Linked DNA regions of Homo sapiens: region 2 is linked to region 1. A link is an interaction called in ENCODE POLR2A ChIA-PET data of the cell type or tissue named here. Cell type or tissue: GM12878. All regions are shown on one strand. Links, peaks and the distances in the headings refer to the core of each region. The heading gives the core; the rest is flanking DNA.

Region 1 (8,342 bases), core at 328-8,327:
AAAAAAGAGATCAAATATAAAATTCATCATAATGTCTGTTCAACATTATCTTATTTGGAAAATGGGGAAATTATCACTTACAAGTATTTGTTTACTATGAAATTTTAAATACACATTTATGCCTAGAAGGAACGGACTTTTTTTTTCTATTTTAATTACACATAATATGTAATTAAAGTACAACATAATATGTTGTTTCTCTGTAGCCCGTTGAGCATATGAGTAAGTCACATTTCTATTAGGACTACTTACAAGGACAAGGTTTCCATTTTTCCAGTTGTAAAATTGGAACCATCAGCTGATAACCTCGTAGGGAGCAACCCCAGGATAGCTAAGTGTTATGTAATATGCCTAGAAGGTGATGTGAATGCGATTCAGAAGCATAGCCACTCCCATTTTATGAGCTACTCACATGACAAATGTCATCTTTTGCTATAACCTTTGCCAAGTTAGAGAAAAGATGGATTTAATGAGATAAATGAAAAGATATTTAACCTAATATATCAAGGCACTATTTGCTGTTATGCTTTGTTATTTATTTCCCAGCACTTGTTCCTTATTGTAGATTTTTTAAAGACTGTAACCTTTTACTAACTGTGGTCTTACTAAAATTTGTGCTTGATACTGCTTTTCAAAAAGCCTTTAATTAGAGCCAAAAGGATGGAAAAGGCAAGATATAAATGCCTTTTATAGATCTCTTATTTACATTGAAAATTATTACCATATGTTTAGAGCAAATCCAAGAAAACTTCAACAGCTTCTGAAGATGTCTATGAATGTTGAAAACTTTTCAATCTCTTGGAATGCTCAGTTATGTTCCTAGACCGGTCTTTGCTGACTACTGGTTGTTAACCTTTCCCTAGCCTGGGACCTCAAGCCATATATATCCTTTGGGTGACCCATGGCCAAAGTTATTAAGATGAACTGACTTTCAAAGTCAGAGAAGGACAGCATAGGGAGAGGCGGTTATTTGTAAGTCATTACAGGTAGAACAGGGCAGAAGGAAAAGTATGTTCTGGAGAAAGGGCCATGTTCCTAACTTTGGAGATATGTCATTGCCGGGAACCTAGTATCTTCCAACTTGAATTGGTGGCAGCTGTTCCAGTGAGACAAGGCACATGTATGCCTTGTGGCTAAGTGAGCAAACTGGGTTTCCACTTAAATGTTTGGGACCCTCAATTGATTCTTTATTTCAAACCTTTATAAAAGGTACAGTTTTGTAAGCCATTATTAATAATTAATGCTTATCGGCTGGGCACAGTGGCTCACACCTATAATCCCAGCACTTTGGGAGGCTGAGGCGGTTGGATCACTTGAGGTCAGGAGTTTGAGACCAGCTGGCCAACATGGTGAAACAGCGTCTCTACTAAAAATACAAAAATTTGCCGGGCGTGGTGGCGCATGCTTATAGTCTCAGCTACTCAGGAAGCTGAGGTACGAGAATCACTTGAACCCAGGAGGTGGAGGTTGCAGTGAGCTGAGATTGTGCCACTGCACTGCAGCCTGGGCAACAGAGCAAGACTCTAAAAAAAAAATGGTTTATCAATATTTACTATTGAAATATTTGTCCAGGTAACTTTACACTTACAATGAATTCATGGATTTTGTTAGCAGCATTGGCTTTCTCAAAAGGACAAACTCAATATCGTTATAAAATATAATTCGTGATCACAAATTATACAAAAATCAGTAGAAACAGTTTTTTATGTTCAGATTAAAAAAAAAAACTTGGGATAATTTTAGATTTACAGAAAAGTTGCAAAGATACATGGAGAGCTTCTGTGACCACTCACCCAGTTCCCCCAGTGTTAACCTTTTATTTAACCATGAAGCATTTGTCAGAAGCTAAGTAACCAGCAATGGCAATTACTATTAACGGAACTTTGACTTTATTTTTCAGATTGTACTAGTTTTTTAATTAATGTCATTTTTCTTTTCCAGGATCCAATCTAGGATACCACACTGAATTAGTCGTCATGCCTAATTAGCCTCTGGTCTGTGATAGTTCCACAGTCTTTCTTTTTCATAACCTTGACAGTTTTGAGGAGTACTGGTCAGGTGTTTTGTAGAATATTCCTCAATTTGGGTTTGTCTGATGTTTTCCTCATGGTTAGAGTGGGGTTATAGATTTTTAGGAAGAATACCAGAGGTGAAGGTCCTTCTCACTGCATCATGTCAGGAGTTACATGCTATCAGCTTGATGGTGTATTAACTTTGGACACTTGGTTAAGGTAGTGTGTGTTGGTTTTTTGCTGCTGAAAATTACTGTTATTTTCCCTTTCCATACTTCTGTTCTTTGGAAAACAGTCACTAAGTCCAGTCATGGGAGGTGGTGGGTGGGAAAGATTACATTCAACCCCCTGGAAGTGGGAATATCCATATGTAGTATTTGGAATTTTTCTATATGGAAAATTTGTTTCTCCCTCCCACCCTAATTTGTTTACATCAGTATGGACTCATGTATATTTTGTATTTTGGGTAACACAGTATTTATTTTGTTGCTTAAGTTGTCCAGCTTGGCTATTAGGAGTTCTGCCAGGTTGGCTACTATGTCCCTTTGATGTGCCCATCCTTTTGATTTTTGAGCACTTCTTACTTTCTGGCACTACAAGATGCTCCAGGTTCATCTTGGATATTCCCTGCCCCAACCCTAGAATCCCTAGAATCAACCCCTGCTCCAAAGAGCCCTGGTTCCTTTTGTTGGAGAATCATACTTAGAAACCAAGATCTGGGCATTAGATGTGCTTGTTGCTACTGGGATGTCACTGTTTGTAGCAGAGTTGAGAAATATGTATGTATATTAATCCATGCATATGTACACATCTATAATTATTTATGTGTGTACAAAGCTAAACATGAGTTTGTACTGCCGTCTTCAACTCAAAATTTGTCCCAAAATTTTGTGGCATATGTTTAGATTTTAAAGTTGATATTTTCCCTATTGACAGAATAAACTCATTAAAAGAGCAAAAAAAAAAAAAAAAAAAAAAAGGCAAGAACTAACTGTCAGCAGCTCTTTGCAAGAAATGTAATATTGATACTTTAAAATAATACTGCCTTCAAATGATGCCTGTCTCTTTAAAATCTTTTGACATAGTTCTTCCAGGGACAGATATGGCTGTATTTATTTCATAGATGGAGAAACTGAGCACAGAGCTGTAATGAAGACAGAATTGAGATATAAGGGCAAAAGCTAATTAAACGCATCCTCACAGGTAGCCTTTCTTTCAGTGAACCTGTAGACTAGTCCAGTAATACTTATTAAAATTAGTTGTTAGAGGCTGGGCATGGTGGTTCAAGCCTGTAATCTCAGCACTGTGGGAGGCCAAGGCGGACAGATCACTCAAAGTCAGAAGTTCGAGACCAGCTTGGCCAACATGGCAAAACCCTGTCTCTACTAAAAATACAAAAATTAGTTGGGTGTGGTGGCACATGCCTGTAATCCCAGCCACTCGGGAGGTGAAGGCACAAGAATTGGTTGAACCTGGGAAGCAGAGGTTGCAGTGAGCTGAGATTGCACTGCTGCACTCCAGCATAGGCGTCAGAATAAGACTCTGTCTTGGAAAGAAGAAAAAAAATTGTTAGCCTAAAACCAACTCTCTCTAAATTTAAAAGAGTGATTATTTATCTTAGTATTTATAGAAGTATGAGATTATCAGAAGGTGCGATGCACAATGCTCATTATTTTATCCTAGTACAAGACACGTATAACATCTAACAGTAAAGAAGATGGAATCTTTCTATAAAAACAATTCTGTTATTAATAGTTGACTGACTTCAGTAACTTTGAGGAGTAGAATGAAACTTATTAGGCAAGATCTTTCCACATACACTACATTGTATTGTTCAAAATTCATAGAAATTACTTGCAATATATTGATTTAAGCCTTATGTAGTGACTGTTGCTATATTTGAAGTAGCATTTTTAGTTTGCTGTTTTTCCTCACTGCTTAATCCTACAAAAACCAGCCATCTGCCTAAAAAATAAAAGAGCAAAAATGAATCAGTGCAACCGGTATACGAAAAATAATAATTATTAATAAAACTGTAAAGGGATCACTAGTGTCATCTTTTATATATGTCACAATGATGTTAGACTTTTTGCCTCAGGCTTACTTATTCAGTTTCCATAACATCCTTCAAAAATCTCCTTGTTGACAACTTGACAAACATTTCTCTGTTGGCTTTCAAGTTTTAAGTATAGCAATCAGAATCATCATAGAAATTAATATTTCTATGAATTCTGTAAGAAAAAATATTAAACACCAAAATCAGTGACCAAAATTTTTAAGTTGTAGAATTATCTCTGAACTTAACTTTATTCCCTATATTTCATTCCTATGATAGGTGACAAGCCAAGACCTTCAGTTTTAATAAGTTCCACTTTTATTTATATTTTAAAATAATATATTGCCTTTGAATAATGCCTATCTCCTTAAAATCTTTTGGCACATTTCTTCCAGGGACAGAGATGGCTGTTTATTTCATAAAGGAGACATTGAGCACAGAGAAGCTGTAATGAAGACACGATTGAGATATGAGGGCAAACCAGTTTCAATAAGTCACTTTTATGGAAAACTATTCAGATATAGGAAGAATCAAGTCATCCTGTCAGTTAACTTAGTGTATCTGAATTTTAATGGATTTGCTGTGGGAATATTTTTCTTTGAGAGGGAAGAGAGTGCTTGGTAGGATTCCAGTCTATGTTGGTGGTTCTCAAACATGAGCATGCGTGAGACTCACTGGCAGGCTTGTTAAAACACACTGCTGGACCCCACCCCCAGAGTTTCTGATTCAGTAGGTCTGGGGTAGACAGGAGAATTTGCATTTCTAACAAGTTCTCAGATGATGATACTGCTGGTTCATAGACCACAGCTTGGGAAGTAGTTTAGGTAATCTTCAGTGCTGAAAATAACTAATGTACTGAAAGCTTGCTGTGGGTTCAGTACTTTCATAGGAGTTTGCAATTTACTGTCTCAAAAACTCTGGAATAGATTTGGACCTCATTTTACAACAAAGAGTTTGAAGCTATGAGAGGTTAAGTTGCATTACCTGTCACATATCTAACAGCAAATAAAATGGGGAAGCCGTGAGTAGAACCTGGGCAGCCTGTTTCCCAGTCCCAGGCACTCAGCCATTTTATTGTGGCTAGCTGTTGCTTTAAGAGGCTAAAATTATACATTTGTAATTCTGAAATAAGTACCCAAGAAAATGTTCTGTATTTATGTTTTTAGACAAAATCCTGATCAGTGGTGAATAAGGGGAAAAAAAGGTAGACAAAATATTGTTTTAAAATACTTAACCACATAGACTATAGTAGTAATGTTGAGATAATAAGATACTTATGGAGAAAAAATGACAAATTCCTTCCATCTGCTCTTTTCAGATAAGTAGAACGTCAGCCAACTGGAGTTCCACTCTTGTCGAGGGAATGTTTTCAGGACTCAGAGACCCTGAAAGTGAGGCCAAAGGACTGGAAGTTCTGGTGGTCAGATAACTCATTCAGACTGGATAAAAGCCAGAGTGTAAATGTGAAAACCCTGAATTGTAGTCAATGGCTAAATATTGAGCCACATGCAAGGCAACTGGGGTAGGTAATGAGGAAACCAAAAAATGCCACTGCTGTTTCCAACGAGTACAACAAGATGGTAATAACCAATATTCATTGAGCTCTTCACATGGCAGGCAGTATTCTGAGTCCTTCACAGTCACTTAACCCAATCATCACAACCACCATACAAGGGAAATATGGAAATTCCATGTCTTTGTTGCAGGATAAGTTACTAAGACAGTGATTTCTGAAATATTTTATGCATACAATGAACAGTAAATGGTTTGAGTAAAAACCCTTCTTTGATTTCGTACTCTAATGACATCAAGACTTGAACCACAGGCACATGTAGAAGTTACCAAATTAGATTTTTTCTCTCCCAAATAATAGTATGAGATGAGTTCCTTATACTTATTTCTTAAGTATTCATTATACTTATTTTAATATATTAGAAGTGGTGCCTTAACACATTTTAATTTTTTTCCCACTCTAAGGTTGCTTACTTTTAAAATTACAAGGTCCAGAGGAATTACAAAAGATAAAGCCACCGTTTCATCAAATCTGAAAGCATTGTCAAAGTAAATTTTTTACAATAGCCAACCACCCAAGGAGGAGCTAAATTAAATCCAACATTGAGCACCCCATGGCACCTTGTTGGCACACTGTTTGGCTGCTATTTTTGGGGTAGGACAACATGCTCTCCCCAGGAAACACCATTATCTAGAGACCCTCATCATTCTGTGAATTTCTGCATGGTTCTGTCCCTGAATTAGCTCTACCTATGAAAGCCAGATTTGAAAAATCCAGGAGAAGCCAGGTGTCGTGGCTCATGCCCGTAATCCCAACATTCTGGGAGGCCAAGGTGGGCAGATACCAGGTCGGGAGTTTGATACCAGCCTGACCAACATGGAGAAACCCCATCTCTACTAAAAATACAAAATTAGCCAGGCATGGTAGTGCACGCCTGTAATCCTAGCTACTTGGGAGGCCAAGGCAGGAGAATCGCTTGAACCCGGGCGGCAGAGGTTGCGGTGAGCTGAGATCATGCCATTGCACTCCAGCCTGGGCAACAACAGCTAAACTGTCTCAAAAAAAAAAAAAAAAAATCCAGGAGTTACCTCCAGTTTACTTTGGCCCAAGTTTCATATACAAAGAACATTTAAAATAAGTTACTGCAAGTCCTACAAAGTAACTTGCACTGGGGAAAGGACTACACATGAAACAGGAACATATATGCCACCCCCTATGGGATACCTCAGAGGGATTTCGAGTTTGGTTCCAGACCACCAATAAAAGAGTCACACAAATTTTCTGGTTTCCCAGTGCATATGAAAGTTTTTCATACTAAAGTGTAGTCTGTTAAGTGTGCAATAACATGTCTAAAAAAATAATGTATATACCTTAATTTTAAAATATTGCTAAAAGATGCTAGGGATCATCTGAGCCTTCAGCGAGTTATAAATGTTGGTGTGGGGTATTGTTGAGGGCTGCTGACTGATTAGGGTGGTAGTTGCTGAAGGCTGGGATGACTGGCAATCTCTTAAAATAAGGCAATAAGGAAGTTTGCTTCATTTTTTTGTTTGTTTTGAGATGGAGTCTCGTTCTGTCACTCAGGCTGGAGTGCAGTGGCATGATCTTGGCTCACTGCAACCTCTGCCTCCTGGTTCAAGTGATTCTTGTGCCTCAGCCTCCTGAGTAGCTGGGATTACAGGTGCCTGCCACCGTGCCCGGCTAATTTTTGTTATTTTTAGTAGAGACAGGGTTTTGCCATGTTGGCCAGTCTGGGCTCGAACTCCTGGCCTCCCAAAGTCCTGGGATTACAGGCATGAGCCACTGCACCTGGCCATCCATTGATTGTTCCATTCACTAAAGATTTCCCTGTAGCATGTGATGCTGTTTGGTAGCATTTTATCCACAGACCTTCTTTCAAAATTGGGGTCAATCCCCCCAAACCCTGCCACTGCTTTGTCAACTAATACCCTGAATCCTTTGTTGTCATTTAAACACAATTCACAGCATATTCACCAGGAGTAGATTCTATCTCAATAAACCACTTTCTTTGCTCATCCGTAAAAAGCATCTCCTCATCTATCAAAGTTTTATCATGAGATGGCAACAATGCAGCCACATTTTCAGGCCCCACTTCCAATTCTATTTGTCTTGCTACTTCTGCCACATCTACAGTGACTTCCCTCACTGAAGTCTTGAACCCCTCAACATCAGTGATGAGGATTGGAATTAACTTCTTTCAAACTCCTGTTAATGTGGAGATATATGCATATACCTATGTATAATGTATGTGTGTGTGTATATGTGTGTGTGTATATATATATATATATATATATATATATATATATATATAAAATGGATAGGTATGTTGTCCTGCCTGTAAAATACCACCCAGTGTGCCAATTGAAATATATATAATTTTTAAATATTTATATATGTATTTTATATATATTATATATATATATATATATATATATATATATTTTTTTTTTTTTTTTTTTTTTTTTTTTAAAGAGTGTCTTACTCTGTCACCCAGACTGGAGTGCAGTGGCACAGTCAGCTGACTGCAGCCTCAAACTTGGGCTCAAATAATCCTGCCATCTTAGTGTCCTGAGTTGCTGGGAATACAGGCATGTGCCACCACTCTTGGCTAATTAAAAAAAAAAAAAAATTGTAGAGACAGGGTCTTGCATTGTTGCCTAGGCTGGTCTCAAAACTCCTGGCCTCAAGCAATCCACCTTGGCCTCCCAAAGTGCTGGGTTTACAGGCATGAGCCACTGTG
Region 2 (8,342 bases), core at 298-8,297, 260 kb after region 1:
TTGAGCCCAGAAGGTTAGGGATGCAGCAAGCCATGACTGTACCACTGCACTCCAGCCTAGGCAATGGAGCAAGACCCTGTCTCCCTCTCTATATACAGCATTGGATTATAGCCCAAATAATAAAATAAATATTTGTGAGTTTATAATAACATACACAAATGATTGAATAAATTTTAAAATGGGATTAAATGGGCAAATCTCCCTTATAAGAAACAGGGAAAGAGGAAATTACCATTAGAAATCCACAGTAGCTGGTGCTGTGGCAAATATTTGTAATCCCAGCTACTGGGAAGGCTGAAGTGAGAGGATCCCTTAAGCCCATGAGTTCTGGGCTGTAATGTGTTATGCTGATTGGGTGTCTACACTAAGTTTGACATCAATATGGTGACCTTCCAGGAGCAGGGGACCACCAGGTTACCTAAGGAGAGGTGAACTGGCAGAAATAGGAAATTAAGGAAATCAAAATTCCCATGCTAATCAGTAGTGGGACTACAACTGTGAATAGCCAGTGTACTCCAGCCTGAGCAAGAGGAAGACTCTGGCTCTTTAAAAAAAAAAAAAAAAAAAAGAATTGCACAGTAGTAATTGATGCAGGTGAGAGTAAGCAAAACTCATGAGTGACATGCTAAAATTAGTGAGTAAATTTTTTTTTTTTTTTTTTTGAGATGAGTCTCACTCTGTCACCCAGGTTGGAGTGCAGTGGCGTGATCTTGGCTCACTGCAACCTCCACCCCCTGGGTTCAAGCAATTCTCCTGCCTCAGCCTCCCAAGTAGCTGGGATTACAGGTGCCTGCCACTGCGTCCAGCTAATTTTTGTATTTTTAGTAGAGATGGGGTTTCACCATCCTGGCCAGGCTGGTCTTGAACTCCTGAACTCATCATCCACCCGCCTCTGCCTCCCAAAGTATTGGGATTATAGGTGTGAGCCACCGCGCCTGGCTGTGAGTGAAATTTTGAGAAGAAAGAGAATGGTAGAATAACTTCAAAGTATCTCCCAAAGAATATTTCTTAATTACTGTGGTGATTTGAACATAAGCCCACAAATCATTTGGTATACCTCACTGCAGCAGGTAGAGTTTAATTCCCTTTTTTCCCTACATTTTTAAGAGACAGGGTCTTGCTCTGTCACCCAGTCTGGACTACAAAGGTATGATCATAGTTCACTGTAACCTTGAAGCCCTGGGCTCAAGTGAACCTCCCATCTCAGCCTCCAGAGTAGCTGGGACTACAGGTGAGTGCAACCACACCCTGGTAATAATTTTACTTTGTTTGTAGAAACAAGGTCTATGTTAGCCAGGCTGGTCTCGAACTCCTGGCCTCAAGTAATCTTCCTGCTTCGGCCTCCCAAAGTGCTGAGATTACAGGTGTGAGCCACTGCATCCAGCTTCTCTTTCTTTTCAAAGTAGGCTGGAGTTAAGTGAATCACTCCTAATAAACAGACCATGAAAAGGAAAAAATAACCTCACAGAGGAAGAACCTCGTAGACATCCCTCTATTATGGACTCAATGTTTATGTCCCTCCAAAACTATGCTGAGGCCCAATGTGATGGTGTTAGGAGGTGGGGCCTTTGGGAGGTAATCAGGTTTACATTAGGTCATGAAGGCAGGACCACCATGAGAGAAGGAGTGCCCTTATAAAAAGAAGAGAGAGATCTCTCTACGTGCACATACCAAGAAAAGGCCATGTGAGCACACAGTGACAAGGTGGATAGAGGGCCCTCATTAGAATATGACCATGCTGACACTCTCTCAAACTTCCAGCCTCCAGAACTGTTGTGAAAATAAATGTCTGGGCGTAGTGGCACACACCTGTACTCCCAGCAATTTGGGAGGCCGAGGCGGGCAGATTGCTTGGGTCCAGGAGTTCAAGACTAGCTTGGGCAACATGGTGAAATCCCGTCTCTACAAAAAAAAAAAAAAAAGAAAAATTAGCCAGGCATGGTGGCACGTGCCTGTAGTCCCAGCTACTTGGGAGGCTGAGGTGGGAGGATTGCTTGAGCCTGGGAGGTCAAGGCTTCAGTGAACCATGATTGAGCCACTATACTCCAACCCAGGTGACAGTGAGACACTGCCTCAAAGAAGAAAAGAAATGTCTATTGTTTAAGCCTCAGTCAATGATGTTTCAATATAGCAACCTAGCTAAGACAACCCTCTTAACCAAGTGCCCAAGGTTAACATGATCAGTAATAAAACAAGCTGGTATCACGTAAACCCTGAAATGACTCAATAAGAAGCATACTTCACCTGTGTGGTATTCTTACGAAAAATTCATACACACAATCTAATCATGAGAAAGCATCAGCAAACTCAAAGTGAGGAACTGTCTACAAAATACCCAATCAGTACTCTTCAAAAACGAGGAAGTCATTGGAAAAAAAAAAAAAAGACAAGACTAAGAAACTGTCAGACTACAGGCTAATGAGACATGACAACTAAATGCAACATGATATCCTGAATTAAATCCTGAAACAGAAAAAAAGACATTCATGTAAAAACTGGTGAAACATCAGTAAAATTTGCAGTTAATTTTATTTCACCAATGTTAATTTCCTGGTTTTGATAAATGTACCAAAGTTTCGGAAGACAGGCTGGGCACAGTGCCTCATGCCTGTAATCCCAGCACTTTGGGAGGCTGAGGTGGGCAGGTCAGGAGTTCGAGAACAGCCTGACCAACATGGCGAAACCCCATCTCTACTGAAAATACAAAAACGCAAAAATTAGCCAGGCGTGGTGGCAAGTGCCTGTAGTCTCAGCTACTTGGGAGGCTGAGGCAGGAGAATCGCTTGAACCTGGGAGGCTCAAAAAAAAAAAAGTTTCATAAGTTATTGTTAGAGGAAGCTGACTGAAGGGTACTGCACTTTCTGTATATCTTTGCAACACTTCTGTAAGTCTAAAATTATTGCAAAATAAAGTTTTTAATACATCAGTAGAAAAAGGTACTGGAAATGACCTATTAAATTGTATGACACACCAAACGTAGCCAGAGTGATTTTCCTAAAAAGCAGATCTGATATTGTTACTCCCTGGTTTGATGCCTTCTAATGGTTTACCTTGCCATAAAAAAAAAAATTCAAATTATTTAACATGACCAATAAAACATATGTCCATATCCTAATCTCTGAAACTTGTGAATATGTTAGATTACCTGGCAAAGGGGAATTAAGGTTGCACATGGTATTAAGAATGTTAATCAACTGACCTTAAAATAGATTCTTGATTACCCAGGTGAGACCAATATAATCACAAACATCCTTAAGAGCAGAAAAGCAGAGGTAGAAGAGAGTCAGAGGGAGATGTGACTACAGAAGAATTCTCAGACAGATGCAATGTTGCTGGCTTTGAACATGGAGAAAGTGGGCCATGGACCAAGGAATGTGGGCAGCATCCAGAAGCTAGCTGACAAAGGCAAGAAATTAATTCTCCCTTAGATTCTCTAGAAGGGAATGCAGCCCTGTAGATGCCTTGGTTTTAGCTCAGGTGGACTTCTAACCTATAGGTGATAAATTCATGTTGTTTGAAGCCACCAATTTGTGGTCATTTGTTACAGCAGTAAATAGAAAACAATGCAAAGACTCTCCATCATCTGACCTCTGCTTACCACTCCTGCTTTATCACTCACCACCTCTTCATACAATAATTTTCAAGAGGTATGCCTTAATATACTAGTATACTAGTAGTCTTCCACATGCCTCTGCCAACATTTGATCAATAAATAAAATTTAATTTTGCTACACTTAAGATGCTTACTGATATGGTGAAGTCAAATAGAATGCTGAGCTGGTGGGAAAAAAATACTGTTTGCCACAAAAAAGCAAAGAAGCCACAGTACAACATCAACTAAGATTGTATGCTTGAGTTTCACCTCAAGAGGCCCTAAAAGAGGTTCATCAGGGCAGAAGACAGTTTTACTTTAAGCTGTCTTTTAGAGGCTTCTGAAGGGGATCAAGTGAGTATGTGATACCTTTTTTGAAACTTTTTTTTTAATACAAGTGTTCAAAGTGTAATTCCTTTAAGAATGCCACCAAAAATTTTAGCACTAAAGTAGCCATGAGTATGAAAAGGCTGAGAATCACTGTTCTACACACATCCTTATCATGCTAAATTTTTTTCAAGCCATGCTTCTTCACCTCTCAATCTTCAGATAGGCTTTTCCCTGTATATGGAACCTTCCAAAATACCCTCTTCTGCTTCACCTGACCAATTCTTAACTTATTCTTCAGATCTCAGCTCAGCTCTTCTCTAGGAAAACATTCTCTAATCCTACAAGTGAATGCATGCCATTATATAATATTGCTTCCACAGTATTTTGGACCCTTATGACAGAACTTTTCACATGGAACTGTAATTGTCTAATTGTAAATTCTGCAAGTGAAAAAATTCAGTCTAGTTTGCTCTTAGCTCTATCCTATCCCCCAAAGCTTAGTGTAATGGCTGGCTGATGGAAACTATTACTGTATTTTTATAAAATGAAGCCTAGTAAATAATCATCAAGTATTTCTGTATCAGGCACTTATCACAATGTATCAATAAGGAATACTACATGCTACTTAAACACAAAGAACATGAAACTTTAAAAGCTTTCACTATGTAAAATAATTTATACCATAATACAAAAACAGGTCTTTTTTCTGCTTTGGCGTGTTACACTTTTTACCCTGTTCACGTATAAGAAAAGTGTTTTTAACAAAAAGAAATGAAAATCTATCGTATTTCATTATATCTAAGGTGTGTTTTGATACTGCCACTATTTATCTTCACAGGTGTATTAGGTTCCTGCTGCTACTATAACAAAGTACAACAAAGTCAGTGTTTACAACAACACAAATTTATTCTCTTAGAGTTCTGGAGGTCAGAGGTCCAAAATCAGTTTCACTGGGCTACAAAGTGTCAAGGGACAGGGCTGGTTCCCTTTGGACACTCTGAAGAGACAATCCGTTTCCTTGCCTTTTCCAGCTTCTAGTGGCCACTGGTATTCCTTGGCTTGTGGCCCCTTCCATCTCCAAAGCACATCACTCTAACTTCTGCTTCTGTCTTCACATTTCCTTCGCTGCTGGCTCTGACTTGTCCTGTGTCTCTCTAATAAGAACTGCTGTGATTGTATCAGGCCTACCAAGTTCCAGGAAAACCCCATCTCAAGATCCTTAACTTAATCACTGCTGCAAAGGTTTCAGGGATTAGGACATGGACATAGCTGGGGAACCCATTATTCAGCCTACCACATCAGGTATCAATGGCAGATTCTCACACAACTATATTATGATTTCACTTTATGGAAAGCAAGTTTAGAATTCCACTGATTCTAAAATGCACCCCAATTTCAGAGGTAAAAAATGTAAAAAAAAAAAAAAAAAGCATCTTAGAATAAATTAATTTGATTATTGCACTCCCCAAATTGCCCAATACAATGCCTTACATAAGCATCAAATAATCACTGAAAAACTAAAACAGGCTGGGTGCGGTGGCTCACACCTGTGATCCCAGCACTTTGGGAGGCTGAGGCAGGGGGATTGCTTGAGTCCAGGAGTTTGAGACCAGCCCAGGCAACATAGTAAGACTTCATCTCTACAAACATGAAATAAAAAATTACGCAGGTGTGGTGGTTTGTGCCTGTAGTCCCAGTAACTTGGGAGGCTGAGGTGCTAGGCTTGCTTCAGCCCAGGAGATTGAGGCCGCAGTGAGCCAAGATTGCACCACTGCACTCCAGCCTGGGTGACAGAGTGAGACCCTGTCTCAAAAAAATAAATAAAATAAAATAATAAAAATAACAGGCTGGGTGCCGTGGCTCACGCCTGTAATCCCAGCACTTTGGGAGGCTGAGACGGGCGGATCACGAGGTCAGATCGAGACCATCCTGGCTAACACAGTGAAACACCATCTCTACTAAAAATCCAAAAAAAAAAAAAAAAAATTAGCTGGGCGTGGTGGCGGGCGCCTGTTGTCCCAGCTGCTTGGGAGGCTGAGGCAGGAGAATGGTGTGAAGCTGGGAGGCGGAGCTTGCAGTGAGCCGAGATTGCACCACTGCACTCCAGTCTGGGCGACAGAACAAGACTCCGTCTCAAAAAAAAAAAAAAAAAAACAAAGAAAGAAAGAAAAAACTAAAAAAATGGCCAGACGTGCTTGTAATCCCAGCACTTTGGGAGGCTGAGGCAGCAGACTGCTTGAGTCCAGGAGTTCAAGACCAGCCTGGACAACAGAGTGAAACTCCATCTCTACAAAAATTACATAAAATTAGATAGGTGTAGTGGCGCACACCTGTAGTCCCAGCTACTCAAGAGGCTGAGGTGGGAGGATCACCTGACCCCAGGAGATCGAGGTTGCAGTGAGCAGTGATCGCTCCAGCTTGGGTGACAGAGTGAGACCCTGTGTCAAAACAAAAACAAACAAAACAAAAAAATTCAGTTTTTATATAATCTCTGAAAGAATTTTATATTCTTAGCTTCAAGTGAACTATGTCAAATAAAAGAGGGAAACAGATGATTCTGACACATTATCTACTCACTGGTACCAATCTGAATGAAGAAATAAAATATTTTTAACAAATGGTCTATAATATTTTCAATGGAGCTGCTCAGCTGGTCAGCCTGACTGATATATCATGTGCCAGCAAGATACAGCCTATGATTTTCTATAAGCATGTATGCCCTCCTTAGCAGGACTAAATTATCACAAGATCTACCCCCAGGACATATCTGTCTCAGTAGCATAACCTCCTTTCAGACACCAGATTCTCACCAAAGGAAAACTGATTCTCTTGCTTTAAGAAAACCTAACATGAAAATTAAAATTTATAAAACAAATATTTCATGCAAGTCTAGTCCCTGTACCAAAAAAAAAAAAAAAAAAAAATCACAGGATCTCTTTAGGGCATATGAAATACGATTTGGTTTGAAAAATTCTCTACCTGACTTCCCTTTATTCTACTTTCACTTCCCTCTAATTCATTACTAACACCACCAGAGTACTTTTTAACATTCCTTACCACACAATCTTTAATGGCTCTTCTTTGATCCAAATGAAGTCTAAACTTCTTAGGACAATTTCTAGGAACTTCCATTAGCAGCCCCAACATAATTGTAAAAACTATTCTTTTTTTTTTTTTTTTTTGAGATGGAGTTTAGCTCTTGTTGCCCAGGCGATGGCATGATCACGGTTCACTGCAACCTCCACCTCCCGGGTTCCAACAATTCTCCAGCCACAGCCTCCCAAATAGCTGGGATTACATGCACTCGCCACTACACCCAGCTAGTTTTGTATTTTTAGTAGAGATGGGTTTTTACCACGTTGGCCAGGCTGGTCTCGAACTCCTGACCTCAGGTGATCCACCCACCTCAGCCTCCCAAAGTGCTGGGATTACAGGCATGAGCCACCACACCGGGCCCAAACCATTCTTTCATTACTCTCTCTCCCTTGTACCCCTGCACTGCTCAGAGTACGTTTTTTAAATTCCTTACCTTTGATTCATGCATTTTTACCTGACAATTCAAAATGTGTCCATCATTTTAGATATAGCTGAAGTTCTAACTTCCTCCCTTAAGATTCCCTATTACTTTAACCAAAAAGAATTGTTTCCTCTTCAAAACTCTGGGCACCCTTCTCACAGGCCTTATGAAGGAAACACATGTTCAGTGCTGACAGTCCTCTCCTCTTTTACTGAGGGGTACAGAACTCCTGGAGTGCAGAGAACATTCACATTTGTATGCCCAGAGTATCTAGCACAAAATGTTATGTAAAGAGGAGCTACATAAATATTTGCTAGGAATTGTAAATTAAATTTATAGGCCAGGCATGGTGGTTCATGCCTGTAATCCCAGCACTCTGGGAGGCAGAGGTTGGAGGGTCACTTGAGCCTAGGAGTTTGAGACCATCCCAGGCAACACAGTGAGATCTCGTCTCTAAAATAAAAGTTATATATAACTGTTAGGATTACATATGCATTGCATAAAATAAGGTTCAGGTGTTTAAGATCAAAATTGATGGTAAATGAGATAATCGGAGGGACAAAGTTCTTAAAAGAGAGGGAACAGAATTCTGTACCCAAATAATCTGAATTTGTCTCAGATAACACAAGAATAATATGCAGGAAGACTGACAGATTTGGTGGCAGAAGATTAATACTTTATCTTCAGATTGTCAGATTGCTTTCAATTTCTTAGTAAAATAAGTAAGGTCACCATTGGAAAGGGAGGCAGAGAGACAGGATACTGAGAATTTGAGGGAAAAGGGGAGCATGTGACACTGGGAATGGAGCAGGGAAATACCACAGGACTAACTGGTACTGAGAGCTCACTTAAGAGATATTACCATAAATATAAAGTTGGAGAAACTTCAAGGAAAATAAAGCA

Evidence for each region. ChIA-PET counts read pairs that join two places held together with the same protein. Peaks named below come from ENCODE experiments on the same cell type or tissue, not always from the same donor. Only the 100,000 strongest peaks of a DNase experiment are listed, where the experiment ranks them.
Region 2: POLR2A ChIA-PET joins it to region 1 with 6 read pairs; 11 of 35 experiments call an interaction of 5 or more read pairs at or near these places.

What each region holds. Positions count from the first base shown.
Region 1 is chr4:109,705,703-109,714,044 of GRCh38, reverse strand. It overlaps PLA2G12A (phospholipase A2 group XIIA), which reads left to right. Exons shown (of 4, transcript NM_030821.5): 4 at 1-4,056. It also overlaps a transcript of CASP6 not described here. Among named protein-coding and RNA genes, the nearest start is that of CASP6, 6.4 kb to the right of the region's middle. In GM12878, for the core only: no CTCF peak of the experiment used is centred there; a DNase peak (open chromatin) is centred at 4,834.
Region 2 is chr4:109,442,977-109,451,318 of GRCh38, reverse strand. The region is part of intron 1 of SEC24B (SEC24 homolog B, COPII component); the gene reads right to left. It also overlaps the pseudogene RN7SL55P. Among named protein-coding and RNA genes, the nearest start is that of SEC24B-AS1, 13 kb to the right of the region's middle. In GM12878, for the core only: no CTCF peak of the experiment used is centred there; no DNase peak of the experiment used is centred there; H3K27ac peaks cover 610 bases.